Regions from separate parts of the Homo sapiens genome. Here region 1 is linked to region 2. A link is a loop called in an ENCODE intact Hi-C map of the cell type or tissue named here. Cell type or tissue: ascending aorta. All regions are shown on one strand. Links, peaks and the distances in the headings refer to the core of each region. The heading gives the core; the rest is flanking DNA. Region 1 has its middle 19 kb from the start of SLC4A7. Region 2 has its middle 35 kb from the start of LINC02084.

Region 1 (2,917 bases), core at 285-2,784, 170 kb after region 2:
AATCCACCCACCTCGGCCTCCCAAAGTGCTAGGATTACAGTTGTGAGCCACTGCACCCAGCCTACCAGCAGTTGATATTGAAATGAATTCTTCATGGCTTAATCTTTAGTATCCTGGGTCTTTCTTACCCCAGTGTAAGCCCCTCTAGTTATCTAGTGCCTCCCATACATCCCCAAACCAATCTCTGCTTCCTCTTCTTTGCCCTTGATGGGTCTTCCTACCAAACTTTCTCATTCTGCCCTTTGGGACTTTTATTCTCTCCATTGCAGTTTGAGTGATCTTACATAAACACAAGACTGATCAAGTCACTTTGCCTTAAATCCCTCCAAATGGCTCTCACTGCCCTCAAAAAATGCAAAAAATGTTGGAACTCATTAACATAATGGAGAAAGTCCCCACCTTCCACTTTAGCCAGTTTGTTTTAGTTCCTGGAATGTCCCATTCTCTTCTACCCCTGGTTCTTCGAGTGCTGTTTCCTCTATCTGCACACTTTCTCTAGTTTTATTCCTTTTTGTACATTAGGTCTCACCTAGCAGTTTCTATGTTTGAGCCTCTTTCCCTGACCCCAGGAATGAAGCTACCAGGGTTTGCCTGTACTCCCATCAATGCCCTTACCCAGTGCAGAGTAATTTCCTGTTTTCTTGTCTGCTTTCCCTGTTAGGCAGAAAGGTTCACCAGTCTTTGCCTTGTTCATATAGTACCCTCAGGGAGTAGCACGTAATAGATTCTCAACAGAACCACCTTCATGAGCACTGAGAAGGGAGCTGTGGGCTTGGGATTTAATGTTCAGCAGTTGTCCTCTTATACTTAATAATTTATTTTTGAATTTGTGTTTTGTAAATGAAGACCAGTGGAACAATGGAGCATGCACCAGGGGTTTGAAGTCTAGGCTCTAGCCTGGTTCCACCTCACTGGATGCTCTCCTGCCCCTACTCAGTGACTACTGCCATCCTTCTACATCCCCACACACCCACCAACAATCTGGGCACAGGAGGAGCACTATGACCACCTGTGGAGTCACTCACAGAGTCTGCAATGTCTGCAAGGGTCTGCAAATATCCACATGCCCAAGGGAACACGACATTGACTAGCAAATATAAAACATAATTTCAGGTTGAGAAGGAGACTGCAGAAGAAAGAAAAATACTTTTTTCTTGCTTTCTGAACAAGGAGTTTTCCATTTTCATTTTTCACTGGGCCCCACAAACTATGTAGCAAGCCCTGGTTCTCAATGAGTATTTGTTGAAAAGATTAATCAGAGTAATTTGATGAACCAACTGCATGTTGTTTCTTCAAAGCAGTCACCTAGAGAGATTTTCCAACAGTGTTGTCATTTCTTAAAATACTTTGGAACTTTTGAGAAAGTCACTCCTTTGTTTAACAGTTTTTTGAGCATCTACTATGTGCCAGATTCTGGTGTTAAGCAGTGAATTATTCAGACAAGACTGGAAAATCTATTCTTGGAATTACTTTGGAGTGGACTTACTTTTTGAAAGTAGCCAGAAGTCTCTGGGGATCACATTTGGCGAATAAAGTGCACTATAAAGCTAAATAATAGCAATCATATGACTTGAGACTAAAATAAGCTTTATAACAATGAAACCACAAATTAAACATATTGGGTTTCTTGGCCGGGCATGGTGGCTCATGCCTGTAATCCCAGAAATTTGGGAAGCTGAGCAGGGTGAATCACCTCAGGTCAGGAATTCGAGACCAGCCTTGCCAACATGGTGAAACCCTATCCCTACTAAAAACACAAAAATTAGTCCGGGCGCAATGGCTCATGCCTGTAATCCCAGCACTTTGGGAGGCCGAGGCAGGCGGATCATGAGGTCAAGAGTTCAAGACCAGCCTGGCCAACATGGTGAAACCCCATCTCTACTAAGAATACAAAAATTAGCCGGGCATGGTGGCAGATGCCTGAGGTGGGAGAATCACTTGAATCCAGGAGGCGGAGGTTGTAGTGAGCCAAGATCATGCCACTTCCTTCCAGCCTGGGCCACAGAGCGAGACTCCGTCTCAAAAAAACACAACAAAAAATTAGCCAGGTGTGGTGGCGCACTCCTGTACTCCCAGCTACTTGGGAGGCTGGGGCAGGAGAATCGCTTAAAGCTGGGGAGGTGGAGGTTGCAGTGAACCAAGATTGCACCACTGCACTTCAGCCTGGGTGGCAGAGTGATACTCCACCTCAAAAAAAAAAAAAAAAAAAATATATATATATATATATGGGGTCCTTATATGAATTTATAAAATTATTTTAAACAAACATTGAAAATTATTTCTTTCCTTTTTTTTTTTTGAAACGGAGTCTCACTCTCTCGCTCAGGATGGAGTGAGTGGTGCGATCTCAGCTCACCACAACCTCCGCCTCCTGGGTTCAAGCAATTCTCCTGTCTCAGCTCCCCGAGTAGCTGGGATTATAGGTGCATGTCACCATGCCCAGCTAATTTTTGTACTTTTTAGTAGAGATGGGAGTTTCACCATGTTGGACAGGCTGGTCTCAAACTCCAGACCTTGTGATCCACTTGCCTCGGCCTCCCAAAGTGCTGGGATTACAAACGTGAGCCACAGCACCTGGCCAAAAATTATTTCTTAATAAATGTAGAGTATCCCAAGGTTACTACCTTGATGCAGAAATTACAATTTAAATGTAGAAGTTCTATAGTAAATATCTTTTTTTAAAAAAAAAACTTTTTTTGGTCAGTTCCATTTTTCTATATTGTCATTTCTATTTTCTTTCTTTTTTTTTTTTTTGAGTCACAGACTTGCTTTGTTGCCCAGGCTGGAGTGCAGTGGCGAGATCTCAGCTCACTGCAAACTCTGCCTCCTGGGTTCAAGTGATTCTCCTGTCTCAGCCTCCTGAGTAGCTGGGATTACAGGTGCCCACCACCACACCCAGCTAATTTTTGTATTTTTA
Region 2 (2,917 bases), core at 326-2,825:
ACTAAAAATATAAAAACTAGCTGGGCTTGGTGGCACATGCCTGTAATCCCAGCTACTTGGGTGGCTGAGACATGACAATTGCTTGAACCTGGGAGGCAGAGGTTGCAGTGAGCTGAGATCTTGCCACTGCACTCCAAAAAAAAAAGGCCGGACACAGTGGTTCATGCCTGTAATCCCAACACCTTGGGAGGCCAAGGCAGGCGGATCACCTGAGGTTGGGAGTTCTAGACCAGCCTGACTAACATGGAAACACCTGTCTCTACTAAAAATACAAAATTAGCCAGGCATGGTGGTGAATGCCTGTAATCCCAGCTACTCCAGAGGCTGAGGCAAGAGAATCGCTTGAACCTGGGAGGCGGAGGTTGTGGTGAGCCGAGATCGCGCCATTGCACTCCAGCCTGGGCAACAAGAGCAAAACTCTGTCTCAAAAAACAAAAACAAAAAAGGTTATGTGAATGTCATATCTCTCTTTCTCTCAAAATACTGTAATATTTTCAGACCACAGTTGACTGTAGGTAACTGAAACCTCGGAAAGCAAAACTGTGGGTAAGGACAAACTGTTTACACTCTATTTAGACTTTGGGCACTTGGGGGTTTTAGGCACCAGGAGGAACTTCTGTGTTTGTTTCTTTATGGTGTACCTTCCCTAAGATTTTTTGCCAGGAAAAGAGCAAAGGTATTTCTCTGAGTACCATCTTATTTCATATTTTGGAGAGGTTAAAAGGATGGAATAAGAGGATCTTGAACTCTAAGACTATTTCCATTGCTCACTTGCTGTGCAGTATTAGAAGAGCTTCTTACTCTCTATAAGCCTCAGTTTCCCCATCTGTAAAAATCAGAATGTTGATACAGCCTAACACACATGTAAGGAGAGGTTGGGTGAGGAGACAAATGTAAAGTGTTAATGTAGTGCCTAGCACATCATACATCTACAGTAAAGGTGAGCTATTCTATTACTGTTTGTGAAATTCTACCAAGAAGACTCTCTTTGATACTCATTGCAATAGTAGTAGCTACTGAAACACCTCCCCTCAGTGACTTCAAGACCCTGAGTGTTCTCACTTCTTGACTGTATTCTTTAAATTTTTTTAAAACTCATTTTGTTTTCTTTTCTTTCTTTCTTTTTTTTTTTTTTTTTTTTTGAGACAGTCTCACTTTGTTGCCCAGGCTGGAGTGCAGTGACACAATCTCAGCTCACTGCAGACTCTACCTCTCAGGTTCAAGTGATTCTCCTGCCTCAGCCTCCTGAGTAGCTGGGACCACAGGCGTCTGCCACCACACTGGGTTAATTTTTGTTTTGTTTTGTTTTAGTGAAGAGGGGTTTCACCATTTTGGCCAGGCTGGTCTCGAACGCCTGACCTCAGGTGATCCATCTGCCTTGGCCTCCCAAAGTGTTGGGATTACAGGTGTGAGTCACCATGCCCAGCCTCATTTTTTCTCTTTTGGTGAAGATTTTCTCTTTCACCACTCTGGTAGACATCACCTTATATAACTTTTCACCCCACTCACCCAGAGAAGCTGGAAGAAAGGGAAAGGAAAAACACTTCGCTCCATGGGTCTCCGCTCACTCTCTTCTTTCCACACAGCAGAGCAATGATGCAACCAAGGTCAGAGAGTTGGAAATGCCTTAGGGGAGAGCCAAGACCTGAGTCATATTTTCATTATTATTAAAATTCTCATCCACCCAGATCCTGCTGCTTACAAGTCCTGTATAATTTATTTCAAGGCCTGTGCCTGGGTGTTGTAACATGTACTTATGATGCAGCAAAAAATCATTTTATTGTTTTTACTCTAAAGCTGGCTACGGGGCACAGGCCTTCTCCTGGGTTAGAGATTACTCAGTCAGACTCACCTTTCTCCTCAACATGGCTTTTCCCCTCACCACTCCTTTTCATTTCAGTTGAGATGGGGGTGAGGAAACCAAACACTTCTATCCTTGTCATTCAGCCATTTCTGAATCCTAAGGAACTTAGTTACTGGAATTGTCCTCTCCCTAATAGGATCTTTTATTTTTTCTTCAACTTTTATTGTAAGTTCTCGGTACACGTGCAGGATATGCAGGTTTGTTACATAGGTAAACGTGTGCCATGGTGGTTAGCTGCAAAGATCATCCCATCACCTAGGTATTAAGCCCAGCATGCATTAGCTATTCTTCCTGATGCTCTCCCTCTCCCCACTCCCCCTTTGCTCTGCCAAATAGATCTTTATGGCAATACATAAAAAGGAGCTCACCCTGCATCAGTGACTTCAGAATATGTGTATGTTTAGGGGTCTGTGTACACAGTGTGTATGTGTTTGGTTGAGGGTAAGTGTATATGTTGGGCATGTGTTGGGGTTAGTTGAGATGGAACACAAAACTGGATCACAGATACTGCAGCCCTTAAAATGTATCAGCAAATATTTACTGAAACCCTAATCTACTCAAAGCACCGAGATAAAGGAATGCATTACTACACATGGTTCCTAACCTTGGGATTTTACTGTAATCAATGTGAAGAGAGAGGATGTGTGAATATATTTAAAACAAACAAGGAGGGATAATAATTGACAATTGGAAACAAATGCTTTGGGAAATTAAAAGGAGGAAGGATTCACAAAAGTCTGATGGGATTCTAAAAGGCTGCAAGGATAACACTATATTTTAATTGGTCTTTGAAAAAAAATAGGACTTAGATAAGCACAGTAGAAGGGCAACCTCTGGAAAGGCTTGCTTAACACCTAAATACACTGCATTACTCGTGTATCAGTCAAAATTCTTTTGGTTGTCAGTGGCCAAAAACTCATTCAAATTACAAAGGAAATTAAAATTATCCACGTAACGGAGAAGTTCAAGGTGTGATGCTTACTTCAGGTCTCACAAAATGCCATCAGGATTCTCTCTCCTTCCCTTGGCCTAGCTCTTCTTAGTGTTGGCTTT

What was found. A loop is a pair of places that touch in the nucleus more often than their neighbours do. Peaks named below come from ENCODE experiments on the same cell type or tissue, not always from the same donor. Only the 100,000 strongest peaks of a DNase experiment are listed, where the experiment ranks them.
Region 1: it touches region 2 in a loop (2.8-fold over the local background); 1 of 110 quality-filtered maps calls a loop at or near these places.

The regions. Positions count from the first base shown.
Region 1 is chr3:27,502,410-27,505,326 of GRCh38, reverse strand. No RefSeq gene overlaps it. Among named protein-coding and RNA genes, the nearest start is that of SLC4A7, 19 kb to the right of the region's middle. In ascending aorta, for the core only: no CTCF peak of the experiment used is centred there; a DNase peak (open chromatin) is centred at 1,716; H3K27ac peaks cover 1,984 bases.
Region 2 is chr3:27,676,502-27,679,418 of GRCh38, reverse strand. No RefSeq gene overlaps it. Among named protein-coding and RNA genes, the nearest start is that of LINC02084, 35 kb to the left of the region's middle. In ascending aorta, for the core only: no CTCF peak of the experiment used is centred there; a DNase peak (open chromatin) is centred at 1,598; H3K27ac peaks cover 1,440 bases.